Regions from separate parts of the Homo sapiens genome. Here all the other regions are linked to region 1. Evidence: chromatin contacts called from ENCODE Hi-C or POLR2A ChIA-PET data. All regions are on one chromosome and are shown on one strand. Each heading gives the region's core, a stretch centred on a gene start or an enhancer-like site at or near the end of the contact. The rest is flanking DNA. Distances are from core to core; before and after follow the strand shown.

Region 1 (4,997 bases), core at 1-2,500:
CTCACCCAACACTTTTTTGCCCCTAGGCTCTTGCTCCTTTGGTTCCCTCTGCCTGGAATGGCCTTCTCTCCCGAGCCGCCTCGCCTGGTTCTATTAGGTTGATGCAAAAGTCATCGCGGTTTTAATGGTAAAAACCGTGATGACTTTTGCACCGACCTAGTATTTCACAAAACCTACATTTCCTTTAAAACCCAACCTGATGCCTACTCCTTCAAAATGCCTTTCATATCCCACAGTTCGACTTCATCTCACTCTGCCTCCTCTCACAGGGCTTTGTGTTCGTGCTGGATGGAGCCCATCATACTCAGCCTCGCAATAAAGGCCACCTATCTAGTGAGTGAGCATTTACTAGGCGCAGGACTCTGGGCTAAACGCTGTCCATACTTCATCTCCTTGATTCTTCACGTCACAGATGTCATTATGCCCATTTCACAGAGGAAGAAACTGAGGCTTGGAGGACTTAAAGCCTTGTTTCAGCAGGAAACGGAATAAGGCGTTCTGATTTTCAAGCTGTCTCCTATTAGGGCTGGTTTCCCCTAGATGTCATGAGTAGGTGTGAAGTGTGAGCTACTTGAAGGCAGAAGCCAGGGGGGTCCCCCGCAATCCCGGAGGCGGGCTTCTGAAAATGTTTAGCCCAGGAAGGAGGGCTGCCCTGGCCCGCAGCTTTCCGCCCCTTCCCAGGTGAGCTGCAACTCCAAAGCTCCCAAGCAGGCCCTTCACCCACGCGGGCCCCAGCAGCTCCTTGGGAAACAGGATCGCTGCTCTGAGGCCGCCCACAGAGAGACCCTCGGAGGGCGCCACGCAAGCGAAGGGCAGAAACGACTCGGGGGGCAGGGGCAGGGCGCTCCAACCACACCCAGGCGCCGCCAGCTTGTTTACGCCTCTCCGCCGCGTCCCCCCGCCCGCCAGTCACGTGACCGCCCGCCCCGCCCCCTCGGGCTCTCGCGTGGCTCCTCCCGCCGCGCCGGCCCTTCTTTTTGCCTCCTTCGCGGAGTCACAAGATCTCTTCGCAGCCTCCTTTCGGATCCTTCCGCCCGGCCCCGCCCCCCTCCATAAAAACCCTCCTTACTTTTTTTCTCGTCCAACCCACATCGTCAGTTATGAGTGGAAGAGCCTCTTCCTTCCGGCGGGGCTGCCGAGCGCGGCCGTCTATCCTTCCTTTCGAGAAGGAGGGGAGGTCCGGAGGGGGACTCTTTTTCGTGGCGGAGGCCGCCGTCGGCCTTGGCCCTTTCACGACGGGGGAGGTGCTGTACGTCCAAGATGGCGGCGCCCTGTAGGCTGGAGGGACTGTGAGGTAAACAGCTGAGGGGGAGGAGACGGTGGGTGAGTATGGGGGTGTCTCCCCCTCCTTTTTATGGGGGCTTCCTGGGGCAGCCCCGGCACCATGACTCCAGCCGGGGAGGCTCGGAGGGGCTGGAGCAAGAGACTCACTTGCTTGGTAGGGATCCCGGGGAAGGGGGGTTCGGAGAGCTCTCCCCTCCCTCTTATTACACGCTATCTCCGGCTGGCCCGGCCGGGACTGGCGGGTCCCTGGGGAGGAGAGGCGAGCCGGACGGAGCACTTCGCCCCTCCTTGGCCCCCGAGGGGACGGCTGCACCCTGGGCCTCGGTCCCTCGGGCAGGGGCGAGGTGGGCCCCTTCGTCAGTCCCTCACTTGGTGGGGTGACAGGTTCACGCTAGGTGCGGAGGGCAGGGTAGAGACGCTTGGCGGGAGGGGAAGGGTCGCGAGGGTGGGGCTGGTCCCAGAACTTAAAGAGAGGGGTCGGGGTATAGGGGCGTGGAGAATGAATGGAGGTCGCCTGTGGGGATCAAGGACTCGCCTGGATTCGGTGTCTCCGCTGAAATTTGCATGACTCGCTCTGGGTGTACTTGTGGGTGTTTAATTGGTGGTGAAAGACAGTTACCTTAAAGTGGGCAAAGGGGATTCCTAAGAGACAGCTATTTGCAGAGCCCCTCCTAGGCGTTCATTCATTCATTTGAGGAACTGGAGGATGAAGAGCCTGCAATCGGAGGGACCTTGTAGAATTAAAGCTCTTTCTTTGTGTTTCCTGTTAAAGAGTTTTGCTTTGTGTGTTTTGGATGTGTGGTGAGGACTTGGGAGGGGACGCGGTCCTCCTAAGAACAACAGCTAACGTTAATGGAGTGCTCTCTGTGTGCCAGGCACTGTGAAAGTGCTTGGCAGTCATTATCTCCTTTGGTCCTCACGACAAAGAGAAGAGGCAGCCACTGTTAACACCTCCAATCTTCTCAAATGAAGAAACTGAGGCCCGGAGAGAGCAGGGTACTTTGCCTAAGTTCACACCCCAATTGTATCTGAGCCAGGACTGGAACTGCTGGGATCTGACTGACTCCAAAGATATGACTCTTAAATTTATCTGTTATTTGATCAAAGCTGGCCTGTAAGTGATTAAAATTTATCATTTAGCCAAGGTTTATGCACGTGTGTCTGTTTAATGTTGAAGTGGGGGGATGCACTTGGCTTATCCGCCTTAGCTTTTGTTTGGGATGGCAGTGTTGTGCATGTGAACTTGTTAGTCTAAATTAGGCTAAAAAGTATTTGATAGTTTAATAAAACTGATGAGTTTACTGAAGAAAGAAGTCCTGCTAAAATCCTTGCTGGCTTTTTTTTTTTTTTAAATAGAAAGCATACAAATAACACTTCACGTTGCATAGAGTAAGCTATAAAAGTGCTAAAATAGAATAATACTCTTCTGAGATACTTTGATTTATAATTTTGGGATCAACTTGGAGTCATCTGAATTCAAACAGGCCGGCAAAGTGGAGCTGTAAATTTCAGGAAGCATTATAAAACCTAATCTTTGGGGAGCCTTTGATTTACCGAGCAACCACCTGTGATTCTTAAATTGAACATTCCTGAGTAAATCTGGAATATGCAAATGTGAAAACTGATTTAGGGTTGTGTAGGGAAATGCACCTTTAACAGTCATGCATCAGGCAAATGAGGCTCCTCAGAAACAGTGAAACATTCTTTGCTATTGCCCTAGGGAGCTGCAGAATCTTCCTCTAACCACCTGGTGTAAACTTAAGGGGTATTTATAGAAGATGTAAACGGAAAATATCCTCTTACTAAAGTTAATATCTTATCCAAAACACTCTTATATCACGTGCCTAGAAGGGCAGATGATGTAAACTTTCTCTGCTGCATGCATTTCCTGGTGTCATAAACACTTGGTACGTTCCTAAATTCCTGGTTAGAAAGCAGGTGGCTACCAGCCTTCTTGTTTCCATAAAATTAGAGTGCTTCAGGTCCTGTGACTCAGTTGTCCTCTTCCTCACTGGGTTAAGAGTAAAAACTGATACTGCTACTGTTGTGGTGTAATATGATGCCTTCTGTGCATGCCTGGTTTCATTCGTGAGATGAAACTTAACAGTCTTACTAGGGCAAATCTAATATATACCTCTATATGTAATGTTTGCAGAATAATGAACTTGGTGGAAACGAGATCTGAAACCCTAGTGCTCATGAGAACCTTGATGTACAGATATTTGGCACTATACTAGGTAGACCTACATATTCGGACACCTTGTATATATATTTTGGAAGAAGACTGATTCTTATGTGCACCGGAGGTTGAGGACCACTGGCTTCAAGTATCATTCTGGCTATTTTCATTTATTATTTATCACAGAGGTATTTCTTAAAATAGCTTGTAGCCTTTTATTTGTGTAGTGGTGGGTGAATTTTGGGCTCTGAATTAGAGCTGACTTGTTCTTATAGCTCTGTCTTCATTTGAAGTTTGTTTGGCTACAGGTATGTTTATTTCTGGGTTCCAGGGCCATAGTGAACTAAAATTAGCTTTTCCTGGAATTAATTGGATATTCTTGAATGCCGATGAGCCAAATATAGCAATATCTCAACCATTTCAGGCTTTTCTAGAGAGTCAGATAGCTTTTGACCTTCAGTGGGTCACTTAAGTTCTGTGAGCCTGTGTCTTCATCTGTGAAGTAAAAGTTGGAATGTAAATTAATGAGTATTTCTAGGCCTACATTTCTGTGATTTAAAGTCCTTTGGGGTGTCATTTAAATATTCTGACTAAATCGATTGAGTCAACCTGTTAATGGTTTTATAAAAACCAAGCAAATTGGTGACTTTGAGCCTACCCTGTTGGGTGAAGATCTGTTTATCATTTATCCTTTCCTTTACATCATAATACTCTTTGAAAAGGTAATTCCCTATAAGTTTCCCATATTATAAATCTCTGAAAGGTTAGTCTTTGCATTGGTTTTGTCATTTAAGTAGCTGAAGGCGTGAAAGAAAAGTGTACTTAATAGCGTTAAAATCTGTGGCTGTTTGCTTGAAATGTGTATATGTAGTATACACTCAAACACTGAGTTTGTTTTTTTTAATCTCAGATCATGAATTGGTAACTAATATAATTTGGGTAGCATGAAATACTCATTCTCCATTTAAATTCATCTGAAAGAGGTAAACTGTCAGCAGTTTGAGATTATTCTTTCTCTGGTTTACTTTTTAAGACTGTAGTTGCTAGAAATTAGTAACTTTATGTCTGTTTTCATGGGAGAGAATAAAAATGCAAATTTTATATACTGTGTATAAAATACACTGTCTCAGGACCTTGTCAGTTTCTTCTTGTCCTTTCTCTCGTTCAGTGCTAACTTTTATTATGAACATGGAATCAGCAAAAGATAACAATACTTTTTACGGTTGAATGAATTCAGATTTACATCTAATAAGTAAAATGTCTTAAAAACCATGCTTTAGTCCAAAATAAAGCATAGTAGTTACTGCCCTACAACTCACAGGTCACTCTCTTAAGTAAATATGATGGCAGTAGAGGCCCAGAAGTGTTGGAGTAACAAAGGACAGTTTTGCCCTTCTGTGGGTGATGTGATGGAAGACACAGAGGGGAGCTGTAGGAAGAACAGAGGCAGTGACCTTAATGTCTGCAATCATTAAGACTCTGCTACTTTGAGTAGTTCACAGAGCATAGTAACAAACTTGAACTGTATCCATTT
Region 2 (4,997 bases), core at 1,072-3,571, 860 kb after region 1:
TTTATAGCAGTTCAAGAACAGACCAATACAATCACTGATAAAATACTGTTAACTCATCTACAGATCTTACTCGGATTTCACCAATTGTCCCAGTTGTATCAGCAAAAGAAGATCCTAGCTCACACATTGCCCTCAGTTGTCACAGCTCTTTGGTTTCCTTTAATCTGGAAGAATTTCTCAACCTTCATGTCTTTCGTGACACAGACATATATATATATATATATGTAATTTTTTTTTTTTTTTTTGAGACTGAGTCTTGCTCTTGTTGCCCAGGCTGGAGTGCAATGATGCACTCTTGGCTCACTGCAACCTCCACCTCCCAGGTTCAAGCAATTTTCCTGCCTCAGCCTCCCAAGTAGCTGGGATTACAGGTGCCCACCACCACGCCCAGTTAATTTTTTGTCTTTTTAGTAGAGATGGGGTTTCACCACGTTGGCCAGGCTGGTCTCGAACTCCTGACTTCAAATGATTCACCCACCTTGGCCTCCCAAAGTGCTGGGATTACAGGTGTGAGCCACAGTGTATGGCCTGACACAGATATTTCTTGAAAAAGTATAGGTCAGTCAGTTATTTTGTCACGTTTTTCAGTTTGAGTTCTATTGATGTCCTGATTAGATTCAGGTTATGCACTGCTGGCAAGAATATCATGGAGGTCATGTTGTGCTCTTTCCAGTGCATTGTATCAGGAGGTGCACAACATGTCCCGTCACTGGTGATGTTGACCTTGGCCTTTTGGTTAAGCTGGTGTCTGCCATGTTTCTCCACTGTGAAGTCACTATTAAGTCACTATCCATCCCCCCTTATGTTTACATTAATGAATTGTTTAAAATTTTTTGGTAAAATATACATAATATAAAATCAACCATTTTCACTGTTTCTAAGTGTCCAGTTCTGTGGCATTAAGTACAATCACATTGTTGTATGGCCATCACCACCATCCAGCTGTAAAACTTTTCCAAGTCTGTACTCTTTAAGTACAGACTTAAATATGGCCCTTTGCAATATTATGCTGAAATCTTCCTCTCTACAGCCTTCCTACAACTGGTTATTGTTATTGCCACTAGTTAACCAAGGAGGACTCTTGTCTTGGGTTGACATGAAGGTGAGTTGAAGGTCACAATCATGATCTGCCTCCTGCTCTCCTCTTCTCTGCTCCAAGCTATGCAACCCCAGCTCCTCTAAGGAAAGAACATGAGGACTTGGGCAGGTTCCCTTTAGTAAAAAGATAATAAATTTTCAGAAACCTGTCTATAGCCAACAGGACAAAGAGACATTGAATTTTTCCATAAAGCCAGATTTGGCCAACATTTTGTTGGTTTTATTTAAATCCCAAACCTTCTCTTTCTTCCACAACCTCTATGCTATGTATGTTATTTTCAGAGGTGTGTGTTCACTGTAAACCAGCCACCATTCTACTTTCTGTCTCTAACATTTTGACTACCCTAAACACCTCATATAAGTGGAGTCACACAGAATTTTGTTTTTTTGTGACTGGCTTATTTCACTTAGCATAATGTCTTCAAGTTTCCTCCAGGTAGCATATGTCAGAATTTTCTTGCTTAAGCCTGAAGAATTTTTCATTGTATGCCAGTATCACACTTTGTTTATTCATCAGTTTATGGACACTTGGGTTTCCCCTGCCTTTTGGCTATTTGGTGAATAATGCTGTTATGAACATGTGTACAGGTATTGAGTCCCTGCTTTCGCTTCTTTTGGGTATATGCCCAGAAGTGGAATCTCTGGATCATTATTTTCCTCTTCTTAATTAATAAGCATCTTGGGGGACGATACTTTGAGATTACCTAAAAAGCCTGTTATTTTTCTGACACTTTCACCCACTAGTTTTAGCATCCATCGATTTCTATCTGAATCAATTATTCTAATGGCTGTCAAATGGCAATTTTCTAATTCCATCACTCTTTCTGCATTTATGAGCTGGCATTCTATTGGAAAGAAGAAACTTTCCTTCTCCCCGCTTTATTTATGAATATGGACTCATTTTATTGAATGGGCTATGTTCCTTTCCTTTTTACACTATTGCTCTGAGCAATTCTTTTCCCTATGATTCCCCAGAGTGCAAGTTTGGGGAAATGCGGGAACTTTCTGTATTTCTTTGTCACCATTAAGCAAACCGGGAGTGCAACCTGACTTCCCCAAGTTGAGAAAAATCACTTTCCTGCCCATGCATTAGTTTAGCTCAAGGGGAAACCCTTTTTCGAAAGTGCTTTCTGGGTAGCCCCGCGCGAACTGCATTTCCCAGAGGTCTTCGGAGATACGTCATCAGCGAGCGCGGCTTTTTTGCTTGCGAAGCCGGCTTTGGAGAGCTGCTGTGGCGGCGGCAACATGGCGGACGTGATAAATGTCAGTGTGAACCTGGAGGCCTTTTCCCAGGCCATTAGTGCCATCCAGGCGCTGCGCTCCAGCGTGAGCAGGGTGTTCGACTGCCTGAAGGATGGGATGCGGAACAAGGAGACGCTGGAGGGCCGGGAGAAGGCCTTTATTGCGCACTTCCAGGACAACTTACATTCGGTCAACCGGGACCTCAAGTAGGTACCGGCTGAAGGGGCCGGGGTCGGGGACCGGCCCCGCTCCGACCCTGCCCCTACGTCGCTCGAGTCTTCCCAGGCAGGGGCTGTTCTCCGTTTCCCTTGATCCCTGTTCTTTCTCTTCTTGTTCTCCAAGCCTCTGCCTGTCCCTCAGGGACATCTTAACACCATCCCCGCTTTCTCGTCTTGCTTCTCCTGGCCTCCTGGTCCTGTTTGTCTTCCGCCATCCTCGACCTCTTCTGTGGCGGTTCCATTCCTAACAAGGAGGCATGCTTTTCCCATGAACTTCCACTTCTCTGAGCTTGGCAGGTTTCTCACCTGTAGGCCCTCTGTGCCCCATCACGTCTGATCCGAATGTAGTAATAGTACAGACAGGACCTGGTCAGTCGGCTCCAAACCCAAGTGCACCCGATCTGATTAGCCCCAATTCCCCGGCCCTGAACTTGGACTTCATCAGTTCCACCACCACCCACCCGCAACCACGACGGACCGGCCAGGCCTTGAGCTGTCTTCACCTTTTCCCCTAACCGCTCCCAAACCACCTGATCAGTTTCCTCACTCCCACTCCTGTGGGAGTTCCTTCCGCAGTAGAGACCTACTCTCTAATCTCTTAACCAGTTTAATTACTTATGCTTAACGCCCCTGCTTCTTAATTTGTAGTCTTTTAGGGTTAAGGATTCCACTTTTCCTCCTCTTCCTTACAAAGTACCTTCTTCACTTACACTTTTTAAGTGTTGTAAGAATTAAATGAGAGGATGTTTGTAAAGGGCCTGGCACATAGTAGGCACTTCTTGATTGCTTAGGTCCTGAACTTGCCTTCTGTTTTATAAGAGAGTCAGTCCTTCCCAGGAAGGTTAGAATTTCAGGATTTTTGCCTTTTACTTCTCAGAACTGACCTGAGTAGGGGAAAGCATTTGGTGAGCTAGTCATCCTTTGATTTCTGGACTGGTTGGATTTTTGTTTTTTCAACTTGGTCTCCTTAGTAACCAGATGGAAAGAGGAGGTAGGATGGAGGAGGAGGAGGAGGAGGTGGCCAAATGATGGGTGCCTTTTTGTTTTCCCCCTAAGTAGTTGCCGTAAATCACACAGCCCTCCTCAACGCCCACATCCGCTTGCTGTTCTCTGGCACCGCGCCGAGCACCAGTTAATACTTTCTCTGCTTCAGGGGATGCACTGGCTATTCTTCCCTATCTTCTGTTTTCTTTCCATTTTCTCTCCGAGTTACTTCCCTTTGTAATGTTCAGGATATTATAACCCTTCACCATTTTAAATAGAAACTTTAAGAGTGCTGACATTATCCTTTTGCCTTCTTAAATCTTTGTACAGTAGTGCCAAGAAGAAGGTGGCTGATGATTCCAAAATGAATGTGGCATAAGAAGCTGTTCCTAGAGAGTCTTTTGTTGGCAGTTTGGGACTGGCCCCTCAGAACGTACTCCTGGAATGTGCTCTTGTTGGCTCGCTTTCCCAAGCTTCTCTAGGGTTTTCCTGCTAGACTGAAGTGTGTTTGTTTGACACAGCCACCTCAGTGGTGTCTTCCCATTCCATTTGTTTATTTTATCTCTTCTTTGTTTTGTTAAGTTTTACCATCTGTGAAGCATCATGTACAAATCTATCCCTATGTGAATGATAAATAATCATCATTTAATCAGGTACTTGCTGTTCTGCCAAGTGTAATGATCTGCACGTGGGTCTGAAAACTCTTAGTGAGAGGCAGTGTTATACCACATTTCAAAATTCCAGAAAGTCTCCTCCCCACTGCAGGGATGAATTTGAGTTGTTAATTTCTGATTATGGGGGTCTTATTGATTCTACTGCCCTTACCTTTTTTTTCCTCCTTTGGAATGGCACCAGAAGCTCTGTTTTAAAGTCAGATAAACTCTCATTTAGGGTTTTTTTTTTTAAGTGTCCCAAGTATTTTTTAACCTTTCAAAAAGTATTTCTTCTTAAGGGACTTCTGATGGATGGTTTGAAGAGCAGTCTTTGATCCTGGGGGCTGGCTTTACCCTGGAGTGTAAATGGGCTTAGGTTTATTTGCCTTGTCTCTTTGCTTTTCAGTGAGCTGGAACGTCTGAGCAATCTGGTAGGCAAGCCATCTGAGAACCATCCTCTTCATAACAGTGGGCTGTTAAGCCTGGATCCTGTGCAGGACAAAACTCCTCTCTATAGTCAACTCCTTCAAGCATATAAGTGGTCAAACAAGGTAAGGGAGATGTAATAAACGGAGCTAATATATGGAAAACCAAGTTTTCTTATATTCCATACATGCAGAAAGCAAGAGTATGTTTTTATTGCTTTTTATGTTCTTGATTCAGCATGGGGTTATAGAGTTGGAAGTTGTAGAATTTTTCTGTAACCTATTTTGTAGTCCTTTGAAGTCTTTGGGGATTCATGATGTTCAGGTGATTACATGTTAAAAATTCTAACTCAGGTGTATTTAACCTGGAGACTGGG
Region 3 (4,997 bases), core at 1,440-3,939, 560 kb after region 1:
GGCCAACATGGTTCAACTCCGTCTCTACAAAAATACAAAAATTAGCCAGGCATGATGGCAGGTGCCTGTAGTCCCAGCTACTCAGGAGGCTGAGGCAGGAGAATCGCTTGAACCCAGGAGGCGGAGGTTGCAGTAAGCCGAGATCATGCCATTGCACTCCAGCCTGGGCAACAGAGCAAGACTCCATCTCAAAAGAAAAGAAAGAAAGAAAGAAACCTGAAAGGAAACACAGTGAAAAGTGTCCCCTTACCACTCACCAGCCACGCGTAGCCCTACAGGAAACCAGTATCTATTTTCCGTAGATGGTTTATGCAAAATGTCTGCAGGATCTGAGTGATGTTCTGATGGCTAATGTTGGCTATTTATACCTACTCTCTTTTGTTACTGCTTGAATAGGAGTTACCAGAGATTGTCTTTTCAAAGCACCAGCTTTGATTGCGTTGACCCTATCTTGTGATTATTCTAATGTCAGCTCTTTATCACGCCCTCCCTTCAGCTCTCTTTGAGTTTATTTTGCTGCTGTTCTTCAACTTCTTGAGATGGGTTCTTAGCTCATTTTCCATTTTTCTTTCTTTGTAATATACATTTAAGGCCATATGTTTTCTTCTAAGTACTGCTTTATTAGCAATGCCCAATTATTTTTTTCAGAAACTTTATTAGGAAAATTTTAGACAGATACAAAATAAATGAAGCTTCATGTACCCATCACCCCAGTTCAGCAACTGTCAAAATCCAGCCGTCCTTATTAAACATCTACATTCACTCCCTCCAATTACTGTTATCTGTTTTGGTAAATTTTACATACTTTGCAGCCTTAGTACCATTCAAAATTCAAATAATTCTAGTAATTCCATTTCTAGAAATACATTCTACAAAACAACTTCACACATACATGAAATGACTTGTATACAGAGTAACTGACTGCAAAAGGCCTGTTAATAGGGGACTGGCTATATATGTATTTTACCCATATAGTGACATTCTTTATAGCTACAAAAAATCATGAGAAAGCCCCTCGGTGGTGGGGCAAAGAAAGCGCCAAGATACAGTCTTGGGTGAGGAAACACTGCGTGGTTGCAGGGTGGTGTGCCAGCGCCACAGAACAGGAAAGCTGCAATGTGTGTGTTTATTCGAGACTTCCAGTCTCTGTGCTCTGGACCAAATAAATCAGACCAGCCCTCCCTCCAGCCCACCTGCCACCGAAGACACCCAAGAAAGGCAAATGAAATGTATGCAAAGTCTCTTAAAGGCTTCAAAAAGCTAAACAAGTTGCAAGAGTAACAGAAAGAACCCCGCATCCCCTTTACCCATAGTCGCCTCTTCTGAACATTCTGCTACGTTCACTTTATCATCCCTCTCTCCCTCCTCCAAGGGAATACGGTTTTTCCCATAACCATTCAAGAGTTAGTGGCAGATACCACTTCCCAAGCAAGGATGTTATTTTACATAACCATAGTACAATCGAGAATCAGGAAGTTTCACATTGATATAGTACACCCTCTAAAACATAGTCCACATTCAGATTTCACCAGTTGTCCCAGTAATGTCCTTGATAGCATTTTCCCCCTTTAATAATTGTTCCATTTCCTTAGTGTCCTTTTTTTTTTTTTTTTTGAAGACAAGAGTCTTACTCTGTTGCCCAGGCTGGAGTTACAATGGTGTGATCTCAGCTCACTGCACCCTCTGCCTCCCAGGTTCAAGCAATTCTTGTGCCTCAGCCACCTAAATAGCTGGAATTAGAGGCATGCACCACCCTGCCTGGCTAGTTTTTTTTTTAATTAGTTAATTTTTTTTTTTTTGAGACGGATTTTCACTCTTGTTGCCCAGGCTGGAGTGCAACAGCGTGATCTCGGTTCCCTGCAACCTCCACCTTCCGGGTTCAAGCAGTTCTCCTGTCTCAGCCTCTGAATAGCTGGGATTACAGGTACCTGCCACCATACCTGGCTAATTTTTGTATTTTTAATAGAGACAAGGTTTCACCATGTTGGCCAGGCTGGTCTCAAACTCCTTACCTCAAGTGATCCACCCACCTCAGCCTCCCAAATTGCTGAGATTACAGGCGTGAGCCACCACACCTGACTTTTTTTTTTTTTTTTTTTTTTTGTATTTTTAGTAGAGATGGGGTTTTGCCATGTTGCCCAGGCTATGCTTGAACTCCTGGCCTTAATCCCTCTCAAAGTGCTGGGATTACAGACGTGAGCCACCATGCCCGGCCTTCCTTACTGTCTTTTAATCTATGAAGATCGTCCATCTTTGCTGTTGATGGTAGTGAAATTTTGGAGGAATACAGGCTAGGTGTTTTGTAGAATGTCCGCAGTTGGCACTTGTCTGGTATTTCCTCTTGAGGAGATTCAGGCTGTGTCCTTCGGGCAGGAGTACAGCATATTCCTGATGTTTGCTATCACTGCATTACGTCACAAGGTACATAATTCTCGTTTTGACTTTTTTTTATTATTTAGCTAAGGCAGCATCTGCCTCTTTTCCCCACTGTATAAAAATACTGGTTCTTCCTTTGGTGGTAAGAAATGGCTGTGGGAAGACATTTTAAGACTATATAAAGATCCTGTTCCTCTTTAAGCTTCTGTCAGTTTCCTTGTGGTTTTCATTTGCATTTCTCATGTGAGAAGTGAGATTGAACATGGCTCTTGTGTTTATAAGCTGTCTCTCTTTCCCTTCACTGTGAGCCTTCACTGCACATAGCTCTTGCATTTTAATCAGTTCCTGCGATTGGAGGGCCCACCACTCTCGATATCTCAACTTACTGCTTGCTACGCAAGGGAGAGCTGGGCTGCAGAGCACAGGCCCTCTACGTGTTGCCGAGCATCATGGGGCTCGGGGATCAGTGACTTTCAGATGCAGGGATGTTGAGGGATTGTTTGGCCTTTGGTTTTGGAAGGTAGACAGTGGGGTGAGGCTGCTGCAGCCTGGCTGACTTCCAGAAGTGTGGCTACTGGTGTGAGGTCGCCATTGGTCCATTAGGAAAGATTTTGTTTTGTTTCTAGTCAATATTCTGCGGAACCATTAGGGAGGGTTTAAACTGGTTCTGGTGGTTAGTTATTTATGGTTTGGGATTATAACCAAACAAGAAAGGACAATCCGTCTCTTCCTTCTTGAATGTGGAGAATTGGAAATTCTTAGTCCAGGCCCTGCCAGGACTCACAGATACATGCCGTGGTCCCAAAGTCTTTTCTTTTCTAGCTCATCTGAGGGGCAGGGTGCCCACTCTTCAGCATCATAGGCCCCAAGCAGGGAGGGTGCCAGGTGCTTTGAAGGAGGTGACGCTGATGTGCACCCCACCAGCTCCCATCTTGAGAACGACTTACATTGACAAAGCCCTTTATAATGTCAAACCACTTTTTAAAAATTCAACTTTTCGGCCGGGCGTGGTGATTCACGCCTGTAATCCCAGCACTTTGGGAGGCCAAGGCGGGTGGATTGCTTGAGGTCAGGAGTTTGAGACCAACCTGCCCAACATGGTGAAACCCCATCTCTACTAAAATACAAAAATTAGCTGGGCGTGGTAGCAGGTACCTGTAATCCCAGCTACTGGGGAGGCTGAGGCAGAATTGCTTGAACCCAGGAGGAGGAGGTTGCAGTGAGCCGAGATTGCGTCACTGCACTCCAGCCTGGGCCACAGAGCCAGACTCCATCTCAAAAAAAAAAAAAATTCAGCTTTTCCATTAAATTTGTGTATGCTTTGTGACATTTCTTCAGATCACATGATTTTTAAAACTAAAATGGGTTTTTATGGTTTTAAATAAAATTACATGTTTAAAAACTGATTATTAAGCTGCACGTGGTGACACATGCCTGTTGTCCCAGCTACTCTGGAGGCTGAAGTGGGAGGATCGCTTGAGCCTGGGAGCCAGAAGTTGCAGTGACCCGAGATCACGCCACTGCATTCCAGCCTGGGTGACAGAGTGAGACCCTGTCTCAAGAAAATAAATTAAATAAAAATAAATAAAAGGGCCCCACAAAATCCAGGTAGGGGGTAACTGATGAACTGATTACCTATTTCAGATTTACGAATCTCAAAACTCTAAGATAGAGATTATGGCATCTAGTCAAATACTATTTGAAATACTACGTACTCTCAAAGTTTTAATAACAAAATGGTAAAAATTATATTGAAGGTTCAGTCTCCTCAGATTCTTAAAGACTTTGTGAATTATATAGGCAGGATTTAAGGATAGCATCTCCACCTAATGAGGTGTAACACTTGCTTGGTTTTAAAACGTCCAGATCAGTTCTTGTTGCTTCCTGAAGCATGGGCTTGGGTCTGCAGCATGTTGGGCGCACAGCATTATGGGAAGGGAAAAGGCACAGGCTGCCGTAGAGCTGGGGTTTCAGAGTGAGACAGATTTGGCATAGAGTCCAGGGACTCCACTTAAAGTCTGTGGGCAGTTGTTCCCTATTTGTCTGAGCCTTTGTTTCCTCATCTGCATTATGGTTTAATAGGCTGTCAGGAAGGCTAAAGGAGATAATGGGCCAGGTGCAGTGGCTCATGCCTGTAGTCCCAGCACTTTGGGAGGCCAAAGCAGGTGGGTCACCTGAAGTCAGGAGTTCAAGACCAGTCTGGCCAGCATGGTGAAGCCCTATCTTTACTAAAAATACAAAAATACAAAAATTTAGCTGGGCGTGGTGGTGGGCACCTGTAATCCCAGCTACTCAGGAGGCTGAGCCAGGAGAACAACCTGAACCTTGGAGGCAGAAGTTGCAGTGAACTGAGAATGTGCCTCTGCACTCCAGCCTGGGTGACAGAGCGAGACTCCATCCAAAAAAAAAAAAGAAGATAATGCGAGAAAGAGACATTGTCTGGTACCTGGCACATACGTCCTCAGCTAGTGGTTGCTGTGATGAAGAGGTCGGAAGAATCTGATCATCTTTTACCTCTACATACTTAGCAGATCAAATTCTTCATGCTAATCATTTTAACAACTGGATTAGTTAATTGTTTTTTAATGTTCCCCTTTTATTAGGAAAAAGTGCCCAAAAAG
Region 4 (4,997 bases), core at 1,289-3,788, 530 kb before region 1:
AACATGGTGAAACCCCATCTCTACTAAAAATACAAAAAAATATTAGCCGGGCATGGTGGCGGGCACCTGTGGTCCCAGCTACTCAGGAGGCTGAGGCAGGAGAATGGCATGAACCTGGGAGGCGGAGCTTGCAGTGAGCCGAGATCGCACCACTGCACTCCAGCCTGGGGGACAGAGTGAAACTCCCTCTCAAAAAAAAAAATAGTTTACTGGGGAGCAGGGAAAGGAGGTTGACCTCAGAAAGGCACAAAGAAACCTTCTAGAAGGGTGGAAATGGGCTGGGCGTGATGACTCACGCCTGTAATCCCAGCACTTTGGGAGGCCAAGGCGGGAGGATCACCTGATGTTGGGAGTTTGAGACCAGCCTGGCCAACATGGTGAAACCCCATCTCTACCAAAAATGCAAAAACTACCCAGGTGTGGTGGCGGGCGCCTGTAATCCCAGCTACTCGGGAGGCTGAGGCAGGAGAATCGCTTGAACCCAGTGGTCGGAGGTTGCAGTGAGCCGAGATCGCACTACTGCACTCCAGCCTGGGCAACAGAGAGAGACTCTGTCTCAAAAAAAGATAAAAGAAAGAAAGAAAAGGTGGAAATGTTTTATATCTTGATTGGGGGTGTTTGGGGTTATACAATTGTCAAAACTCATCAACCTATATTTAAAATGGATTCATTTTACTGTATATAAATTATAGCTTAACAAAGTTGATTTTTCTTGTATTTTATTTTTTCAAGAAGGCTCTCCCTCTGTCACCCAGGCTGGAGTGCTGTGGTGTGATCACAGCTCACCGCAGCCTCAAACTCCTGGGCTCAAGCAATCTTCCCACCTCTGCCTTCCGAGTAGCTGGGGCCACAGGCACTTGCCATCACACCTGGACAACTTTTTTAGCTTTTTGTAGAGACAGGGTCACTTTGTTGCCCAGGCTGGTGTCAGACTCCTGGCATCAAGCAATTCTCCTACCTTGGCCTCCTAAATGCTGGGATTACAGGCACACACCACTGCACCTGGCCTAAAGTTGATTTTAAAAGAAAAAAAATACATTTTAAAAAAAGAGAAGGCCGGGTGCGGTGACTCACGCCTGTAATCCCAGCACTTTGTGAGGCTGAAGCGGAAGGATCACAAGGTCAGGAGTTCAAGACCAAGCTGGCCAACATGGTGAAACCCCGTCTCCACTAAAAATACAAAAATTAGCCGGGCGTGGTGGCACATGCCTGTAATCCCAGCTACTTGGGAGGCTGAGGCAGGAGAATCGCTTGAACTCGGGAGGTGGAAGTTGCAGTAAGCTGAGATCGTGCCACTGCACTCCAGCCTGGCCAACAGAGCGAGACTCCGTCTCAAAAAAAAAAAAAAAAATACACATATAGATATGTAAAAATACATACACATATATATGTATATACGTATATATATGGCCACGAGGACTGTGCAGCCTGATCACCATACCAGGGTGTGCCTGAGTCCAAAGCCTATGATCTTGATGGCAAGAAAACGGTGACGTAAAGGGGCTGCACAGTTTAATGGGGGCCCCAATAGCAAATATGCAAAATAGGCACATGAGGAAAAGACTGGAAGAGGCTAAAACGCCATCAAGGTCAGGCTGACGGGAGATGGATGTGATTTTATTGTTCTATTATGGTTGTATTTCAATCATAATAAAAGGGAATTCTAACTTTTAAAAATGCTTTACCATGTTAATAGCTAAAATGGGAAATGACCCAAATACTCAGCAACAAAGGCTCCGTTTAAAAGCGTGTGTGGCACGTCCATCCAACAGAGCAGGGCGTGATTCCGTCCTCTTCCCGAAAAGGCCCAAAGGGAGAGGTGGAACTGCTGTGGGATTTTTTGAGGACGGTCTTCCCGGGAATTTTCCATTTCTGCTTTTCTTATTTTTCAATGTTATCTTACTACCTGGGTTACGTGTCACGAGCTCAGGTTATTTCTACCACCAGAGCCTGGGGTGGAGGATACAGACCTCGCCCACTGGAGCTGCCCACAGCGCCTCGCCGGCCCCTCCTGCCTCCTTCGTCCCGCACATCCGCTGCTGCCCTGACACACCCCGATTCCCTGGTGCCAGGGAGAGCCAGGGCAGAGGTGGCCCTGAGACGCCACGCGACGGGGAGGGCTAGAGCGTAAGGAGGAGCGAGGTGCGCATTCGCTGTGACCCTGGCGCTCGGCTTCGCCTCTCTGGGCCTCGGTTTCCACCCCGCGGGAGCGAGTACGACAGGGGCTGCGCGCATTGCCGCAGTCACGCCTGCAAGAGCCGGGCCGGGTGAGCCGCTTCCGGCGCTCCGCGGGGGCCCCGGACGATCCAGCAGGGGCTCCGCCCTGGGACCCCCATCCTGTCTTGGGGCGTGACCTTCGGGGGCGCACGCGGTGCCGGCCGCGCCCGGGGAAGCCGGGTCCGCATCCGAGCATCAGGACAGCCTGCGGCCGCCCCATTGGCCGGCGTGTCTCTGCAGGGCCGTCCCACAGCCAATAGCGGCCAAGGGGCGGAGCCTGGCCGGTGCCCTCGGAGCTGCTGGCCCCGGGCGGCTGCTCCAGTCTGAGCGCCCTCCGCTCGCCCCGAGAGAGACCCGGCCATGCAGGAGCCGCTGCTGGGAGCCGAGGGCCCGGACTACGACACCTTCCCCGAGAAGCCGCCCCCGTCGCCAGGGGACAGGGCGCGGGTCGGGTGAGAGTCGCTAGGTTGGGGGCTGCGGGTGGGGCCTGGGGGTGGCCCTGGTTCCCTCCAGCCGGCGGCAGGCTCCCGCCCTGGGCCTCCCCTGACCTAGTCGCCACCGAGGGGCCATCTGGCTCCCTCCTGTCCCAGACACGCTACTCCTATTTAAGGAACTGGTCCCCCTAAGGGAAGGAACGATCCACGAGAGTACCGGGCCCAGCCCCCCACTGCCACAGACAGTGAGACTGAGGCCCCAGCGAGCAGGGGTTCTGCCTGAGGTCACACAGCAAGCCTCCAGCCGCCGCCCTGGGGGCAGAACCAGAGCCTCCTCTTCCGGAGAAAAGGCCCCAGCACCAGAGGCTCAGCCACTGCGGATGAGCTAACAATGGCCTGGGAATTTCCCAGGGGAGCTGGGGCTCAGGCCCTGGGAACGTGAATGGCCTTGGACCCAGGCCTCCCTAGCACTGCCCGCTGAGCCGGGCAGCCACTGGGTTCAGAAAAGGCAATGGTCCCTGGAGGAGGGACTCAGAGACCCTGGTCTTTTTGTCCGCCACCATCACCAGGACCCTGCAGAACAAAAGGGTGTTCCTGGCCACCTTCGCCGCAGTGCTCGGCAATTTCAGCTTTGGGTATGCCCTGGTCTACACATCCCCTGTCATCCCAGCCCTGGAGCGCTCCTTGGATCCTGACCTGCATCTGACCAAATCCCAGGCATCCTGGTTTGGGGTAAGGACCATCCTCTGGAGGAGGGTGGGTGCAGGAAGGAGGGACCTGCTGAGCCTTATCTCCAGCTAGGAACCTCCCAAATTCTCCACCTTGGGGGTCCCTCCAGGGCCCTGGTCCCCCCTCCCCCAGCCATCCAGGCCACTAGTGGGTGGGGTAAAGCTACAGGATTCCTCTGAAATGAGGAACTGAAAGCCAGTGGAGAGGGTGAGGGAAGGAGCAGGTGGGGAGGTGGCTGTCAGGGTCTATACTAGGTGGGGCTGAGGCTTCCCCGGGTCCCCACACCCACAGTTGGCTGGATGGGGGCAAGGGTATCAGGTGTCAGTGGGGAGAGGCACTGGCTGGGGCAAGGAGAGTCCGCAGGACAGATTGTGGGCTGATGGAGAGGAAGATCCCAGAGTCCCAGAGTCTAAAATTATAATCTTAATAGCCTCATATGTAGAGTTGTTAACATAGTAGTTAAGATAAAAATTCCCAAGGTTTACTGAGCACTTCCTATGTGCCAGGCATGTGTTGGGCACTGAACGTTCATTGATTCTCAGGGCCAACGCCACGAGGTAGAACTTGCGCTCTCCCCATAAGACAGCTGAAGAAACTGAGGTGCAGACAGGCTGGGCAATGTGCCCAGGTCCCACTACCAGTTAGCAGAGTCCAGAGGGGGTCCCAGTTGCTGCTGTACAGGGAACTTAAGAACCTCCAAATCTTAAAGCCCAGTACCTTCAAGTCACAGAATTCTCCTGTATTAAAATATTAGACATTTAAACATCAGGCTGGACAGAACCACTGTGGATATGTGGCGCAGCACCTCTTCCTTAGAGCAGAATTCCCCGTTTGGGCATCCCTAACAAATGGCTGTTCCTTGAAGACAGGAGGCTCCCTGTTTCAAGTGCTTGACTTGGCCAAGTGCTTGACCAGCTCCTGGGGTCGGCCTAGGGAAGAAGCTGTCCCTGGACTCTGATGAGATTGGGGTGCCAAGTGCCCAGACATATCTGCCCTGCACCCCCTTCCCCTGCAGTCCGTGTTCACCCTGGGAGCAGCGGCCGGAGGCCTGAGTGCCATGATCCTCAACGACCTCCTGGGCCGGAAGCTGAGCATCATGTTCTCAGCTGTGCCGTCGGCGGCCGGCTATGCGCTCATGGCGGGTGCGCACGGCCTCTGGATGCTGCTGCTCGGAAGGACGCTGACGGGCTTCGCCGGGGGGCTCACAGCTGCCTGCATCCCGGTAAGGCCAGGCCTTCCCACCCAGGCGCCCCAATGCCTCTGTATTGGTGCTGAGCCTCCATCTGACTAAGGCCTCCCAGCCTCCATGCCTTCTGGGCAATGAGAATTGTTTGCCTTCCCTGCGGATGCCCAGGGCGCCTCAGCTCACCCCCAGCAGGGCAGCTAATTTGGGGGAAATTGTCTCCAGGTCCCCAGCTGCCCCCACTCTGGACTTTCCAAGCCTTCTACCCCGTTTCTTGACCGGTCAGATGTATTACTCAATTGGAGAAAATCCGCATTGAGCAATGGGTAGGAGAGGGAAGTCCCTGCCCTACACCCTCCCCGGGACCTTCTTATCTTATGTGGTACTCCACACGGGGCCTGGTGGTGAGCCCAGCAGAGGAGACAAAACTCACT
Region 5 (4,997 bases), core at 1,422-3,921, 520 kb before region 1:
AGCCTTCAAGGCAGGTCCAAGGAGGTGGCTGCTGGGCAGGGAGCAAGCCCAGGCCATCACTGAGGGGGGCCTTGGAGGCAGCAATTAGCACCCAGCTCATTAAACTTGCAGCAGCTCCTCTGCACCTGATCCCTCCACCTGGGTCTGGAATTCTGCTGTTTTCCATTTTCCCAGGTAACCTTATGCAGACAGCAGGCAAAGAAGCCAGATAAAGTGAGCCGAACTGCAATGGGACTGCTTCATGGGCCCCCAGGGTCTCCTTCTAAAACAAAGGACTCAAGCGTTGCACTGCTCCTCAGCACAGCCTTAGACATCTGCCTTCAGACAGCAAGGTGTTCCAGAACCACAGGTACACAGGGGCCTGCCTGTCCTAGCAGAGTGCCCAAAGGGTGACACGGCTCCCTGCCTCTCTGCTGTGCCTGGCCTCACCTGACAGCTCGGCTGTGCTTCCTGCTGCAGTCAGCATTTGGCCTCCAGCTCCAACCCTACCCCAGCTGTCCAACCCACAGCCAGCCTTGGGGGAGGACCAGGTGTCAAGCCAGACCAGCAGGCTCCAGCCAGGAATCCTTTAGCAATAAAGGGCTGGAGGATGTCCACTTGGGGGCCTCAATGCTGATATCTTCCACGTGAGGGGGCTGTCACCATGCAATCCTGTCCCCTCCCAAGGTATCACCTCCAGATGCTCTTAGGACCCAGGGTAGACCCTCTCCAGGTACTCTCTCTGATCCCCTCACCCTGGAGGAGGAAAACCTTACCCAAGGACCAGCCCGGCACACAACCCTTGTCTGAACTCCTGCCGCATCTCTAAAACACCCTGCATTTTTGCATTCTACCCTGTAATACAGCATTTTGATGTTCACATAACCATGCCCCCAAAAATCTGCAGATGCAACTGACAACTCAGGGCAATGCCACAAGTTTCTCCTGAAGCTTCATCTGTAGACCCAACAGAGCCCCAGGAACTCCCAGGAAAGGCAGAGGTACCTCACTTTGAGAGGCACAGAACTGAGTAAGACTCCACAGCAAATCTGGGAGTCGGCAGGGCCACTGACCAAGAAGGAAGGAGGTGTGGCCTACAGGCCATAGTCAGGACCTTTCCTTTCTCACCACTGACCATGTCACCCCACTGCACTGCCCACCCTAATCTGCAGGGAAAACAGCTAACCAGACATGACAGGACTGGATCCAATGCCTAACTTCAAACCCACCAGTCTCTCCTACAAAGTCAAAAGCGTACTTGCCCTGAAGAGCAGTGACACAAACTCGGGGCCTTTTTGTGATTTGGGGGTAGGGCCTGCCCTACCGTATCCGTTGCCTCTGGATAAGGGCATGCCTAGCGAGGGCAGCACACTCCTAGCCCAGCACCCTCCTGCCTCAACCTCCCTCCACCCTCTACCCACCTGGAAAGGCTGTGGAACCCAAGGTGACCCTGAAAAGGTGGTCCTTCTGGCAGGATTGCTGATGGGGCCTGCCCTGCCCAGGCCCAGAGCTAGCCCTCTCTGCCAGGCAGGCACTGTTTAAAACCTGCAGACATCCTCGACAGACATTCTCTAAGACCTTGCCCACTCCAGTAATCCACAAGATTGAGGGCAGACAGGAAAGGAAAGGGTATCACTCAGACAGACTTGTCTTTCCCTGGAAGGCCAGCTGTACGGCTTCCATTCACTCCTGGAGCTGACCTGCCTCCCTCTTTGTCCTTTTCTGGCTGTGCTTAAGAGCCTAGCTTCCCTGGCAGCCTAAGGTCAGGGTCTGTGACTGGGATGCGTGCGGAGAAGGGGAGGAAGGCCGGTGACAGGCGGCTAAGGCAGCAGCAACGGGGGAGATATGAGAGCGGACAGAGGACCCAGGGAGAGGCCGGGCCCTCAGCTCACTGCCCCGCGGCCCCAGGGGCCACCTGTGCCCTGACACCACCTGACCCTCAGCAAACTTCCGCCCAGTGGCTTCCTGCCAGAAATCTAGCCAGCCGTGCACCCGCCTCCCTTACAAACAATCCTTGCCCAAAGGTTAGCAATGTGGCTGCCGTCACCTACGCCCAAGTCAACAGTTGACGCTTTAGTACGGGCCAGGTGGGCATGCGCCCCGTGAGCATCACCGAGAAAGTCTCACAAAAGCCCCTGGGGAGCGGGGGGAGGGCTCAGTCACGTGCCCCAGGCCGGTGCCCCACCCCCGCCCCCGCCGCCCCCCCGCCCTGGGGTTTCTGGTCCCTCCGGGAATGTTCCCAGAAGCGCCAGCCCAGCCCAGCCCGGGGTACCAAGGCGCCCAGGCCCGAGCGGGTAACCATGGCAACCCCAGGACGCCGGCTCCCGGCGGCCCCGCCATTCCTCCGCCCCGGGAGGCGCCCGGCAGACCCCCGACCCCCAGCGGGTCCTTTCCCCTGGGGCCGCCGGGGCGGGGCGGGGCAGGGCAGGGCGAGGAGCGCATGCGCGGCGGGGCCGGCCCCTCTCCCCGACTGGATACTCACAGACTGCCCCCAGCACCCCAGACAGGCGACACAGCCAGCGGTACCACCACGTCATGCCCTCTTCCTGCGCGGGCGGCGCAGAGCTGGCGGACGCCCCGGGCGCCCCACCTGAGCTGCTCATGGTGCCACCGTCAGGCGCAGCTCACAGCCCTCACAAAGGGCTCGGTAGCCGGCCGCGTCCGAGCCGGCGCGCTGCCTTGTGGGAGAGGGAGCATATTAGCATAGGGGGCGGGGCTTTCAGGCTGCGGCGAGGCGCGCCCGAAGGGAGGCGGGTGCTCATTAACATAGTGAGCGGGACCCTCATGCCGCGACTAGGGGCGTTTGAGGGGAGGTAGGTGCTCATTATTGTAGGGGGCGGGACCCGCAGGCTGCGGCGAGGAGCTGGGGGTGGGGAGCTCGTTAGCATACGGGGCGGGGCTCGCAGGCATCGGAGAGGTGTGCCCGAGGGGGGCGGGCGTCATTAGCGTAGGGGGCGGGGGCTCGCAGTTTGCGGCGACTTGCTCCCAAAGGAGGCGGGCGCTTATTAGCATAGGGGGCGGGGCCTGGAGGCGCGCAGACACCTTAGCGGTCAGAGCCTCACACCAGGACACACGGGTGGGGCTTCGCAGGGAGCTGGCTAATGCGCCATCCTCGGAGTGGAATCCTGATTGGATTTTCTTCCTGGATAGGAAGAAGATAACTAGGGACGTCCAGCGGCTTGCTCAGATCAAGATAGAGCCAACCGCGGCCAGCGAATCCCTGCCTTGCCATGGGATGGGTTTTCAAGCCAGGTCTGGACAGCTTATAAGAAAAAAACGCCGGTCAGCCTGCATGTTTTATTTATTGGTACCCGAGGAAATGGGGGCTGCTTTTCCAGAGTCCCCACCTCCAACCCCCTAGCCTTTTGGACATTGGAGAAGACTCTAAAGTAGATACCTAAGATTGGAAAAAGTTCGAATTGGAAAGCACTGAGACCAGGGGTCAACCCTCCAGGGCTGGCCAGACACGGAACAAATGTTCAATGACCCTCAGGTTCCTTCCTTTCCCTTCCAGGACTGAGGGTCCTGCATCTCCGGTACCCATGATTGGAGGGTCCAGTACTGGCCCCGCAGGCTGGCCTGAGCCTTCAGGAAGCCCTCGCTGAACTCCATCTCAGCCTGGCTGCTCTCTGACTCCCAGTAGAGCACCTGCTGCCCATGGAACGCTGTGGTCCTCAAGCTGTGGGTGTCCCGGATCTGAGAGAAAAGGGGCAGCCCAGAAGGACCGGCCACAAGTAATAATTAGCACTCACGGAAGCCTTCGTGTGCAAGGGCTCACAGATTCCGGATCACATTTAATGCTTACAAAGCCCTACTAGGAATACGCCATTACTCTACCCAGAAAACCGAGGTCCAGGGACGTTACATCACTTCCCCAAGGACACACAGTCAGGGTGCCAGAGCGGGGCCAGGCTGCCTCCTCTGGGGAAGCTGATACCCTGCAGAACACAGTTCTCCCAGGACACTTGAAACCTCGGGGAGGGTGCAGGGTGCTATTCTGTCCAAGTTATATCAGACTGTAAAATTATGCTTCAGTCTTGGGTTAGCTGTCAGTCTACATCAGAAAGGTCTTTACCATTCTTTACCATTTCGCTTTTTTTTTTTTTTTTTTTTTGAGACAGAGTCTCACTCTGTTGCCCAGGCTGGAGTGCAGTGGTGCGATCTGGGCTTAGTGCAACCTCCACCTCCCGGGTTCAAGTGATTCTTGTGCCTCAGCCTCCCAAGTAGCTGGGATTACAGGCACACGCCACCATGCCTGGCTACTTTTTCTATTTTTAGTAGAGACAAGGTTTCATCATGTTGGCCAGGCTGGTCTCGAACTCCTGACCTTGAGTGATCTGCCCTCCTGGGCCTCCCAAAGTGCTGGGATTACAGTTGTGAGCCACTATTTCACTCTTGTAGGTAGCTCAAAAAACATTTCTTGGTGAATATGTGGAGGAAGCTATCTTCTCCCATTCTTTCACTAATGATTTTGAGGGTTTTAGTCTGAAATAAACTGAAGGGGGTCCCCTAGCCCTGCACGCCCTAGGGAAAGCTGTCCAGAATCACAGCACAAGTCCCCATGCTGGGCCTCACCAAGATGTAGCTGGCATTGGCTCCCTCGGTCCCAGCGCCCATGTTGGTGGCCAGGGCATGGATGGCAATCCGTGCGTGCGGAGCCACATTAATGAAGAGCCGGCAGCCCCCTGCATTACTCGTGGCTGGACTCAGCGAGGGGCTCACGATTTCACCCCAGGGCCCAAAGAGCTGCATGTCACATTCTGCAGGTGGGACATAGGGACATAGGAACCCAGACAGACCGGTGGTGCCAGAGGCCAGGACAACTCACAGCCAGGGAGCCGTGCAGGGCAGCATGGCACTGTGGTCAATATTGGGGTTCCCAGGCAAATCCTGCTGAACCCCACCTCTACCACTTCCTGGCCCAGTGACTTTAGGCAAAGGCTAAATGTTCTGGGCTCTGGTTCCCTCCTCTGTAACTGAAGGAAACAATGGCATGCACTGAGCAGAGTGGTCTTTAG

Evidence for each region. A loop is a pair of places that touch in the nucleus more often than their neighbours do. ChIA-PET counts read pairs that join two places held with the same protein, here RNA polymerase II (POLR2A). Pooled maps may share reads with other maps.
Region 2: a map of B cell shows a loop between it and region 1 (17-fold over the local background). The contact joins the promoter of MED27 here to the promoter of TSC1 in region 1. A Hi-C loop is called at or near these places in 2 of 168 maps with a recorded cell type or tissue (B cell and CD4-positive, alpha-beta T cell), 1 of 37 single-sample maps with no recorded cell type and 6 of 50 pooled maps.
Region 3: a map with no recorded cell type shows a loop between it and region 1 (7-fold over the local background). The contact joins the enhancer-like site here to the promoter of TSC1 in region 1. A Hi-C loop is called at or near these places in 2 of 37 single-sample maps with no recorded cell type and 2 of 50 pooled maps. POLR2A ChIA-PET finds 5 or more read pairs at or near these places in 1 of 52 experiments (PC-9).
Region 4: a loop to region 1 is called in a pooled map, with 10 times the contacts of the local background. The contact joins the promoter of SLC2A6 here to the promoter of TSC1 in region 1. A Hi-C loop is called at or near these places in 7 of 50 pooled maps. POLR2A ChIA-PET finds 5 or more read pairs at or near these places in 2 of 52 experiments (B cell and HepG2).
Region 5: a map of CD8-positive, alpha-beta T cell shows a loop between it and region 1 (3-fold over the local background). The contact joins the promoter of CACFD1 here to the promoter of TSC1 in region 1. A Hi-C loop is called at or near these places in 1 of 168 maps with a recorded cell type or tissue (CD8-positive, alpha-beta T cell), 1 of 37 single-sample maps with no recorded cell type and 8 of 50 pooled maps. POLR2A ChIA-PET finds 5 or more read pairs at or near these places in 1 of 52 experiments (activated T-cell).

What each region holds. Positions count from the first base shown.
Region 1 is chr9:132,940,869-132,945,865 of GRCh38, reverse strand. TSC1 (TSC complex subunit 1) reads left to right here and starts at 1,250. Exons shown (of 23, transcript NM_000368.5): 1 at 1,250-1,323. It overlaps MIR548AW (microRNA 548aw), which reads right to left and starts at 159; the gene lies at 95-159. It also overlaps a transcript of GFI1B not described here. RefSeq lists enhancers at 533-672, 1,033-1,332, 645-1,378 and silencers at 853-932, 1,463-1,522, 1,583-1,642.
Region 2 is chr9:132,077,191-132,082,187 of GRCh38, reverse strand. MED27 (mediator complex subunit 27) reads left to right here and starts at 2,321. Exons shown (of 8, transcript NM_004269.4): 1 at 2,321-2,546; 2 at 4,602-4,746. The coding sequence starts at 2,344. RefSeq lists an enhancer at 2,145-2,424.
Region 3 is chr9:132,379,868-132,384,864 of GRCh38, reverse strand. The region is part of intron 9 of TTF1 (transcription termination factor 1); the gene reads left to right. Among named protein-coding and RNA genes, the nearest start is that of TTF1, 24 kb to the left of the region's middle. RefSeq lists enhancers at 978-1,027, 2,445-2,604. Within about 2 kb of position 2,689, at least 6 of the 41 ENCODE cell types and tissues checked have a DNase peak (open chromatin) inside an H3K27ac peak, as active enhancers do.
Region 4 is chr9:133,476,640-133,481,636 of GRCh38, reverse strand. It overlaps SLC2A6 (solute carrier family 2 member 6), which reads left to right and starts at 2,538. Exons shown (of 10, transcript NM_017585.4): 1 at 2,538-2,669; 2 at 3,221-3,383; 3 at 4,396-4,602. The coding sequence starts at 2,578. RefSeq lists enhancers at 2,027-2,528, 2,949-3,008 and a silencer at 2,139-2,788.
Region 5 is chr9:133,457,652-133,462,648 of GRCh38, reverse strand. CACFD1 (calcium channel flower domain containing 1) reads right to left here and starts at 2,671. Exons shown (of 5, transcript NM_017586.5): 1 at 2,462-2,671. The coding sequence starts at 2,582. ADAMTS13 (ADAM metallopeptidase with thrombospondin type 1 motif 13) reads right to left here. Exons shown (of 29, transcript NM_139027.6): 28 at 4,555-4,739; 29 at 3,263-3,675. The coding sequence ends at 3,469. RefSeq lists enhancers at 1-213, 4,908-4,997, 4,726-4,997 and silencers at 2,156-2,455, 2,746-2,845, 2,856-3,075.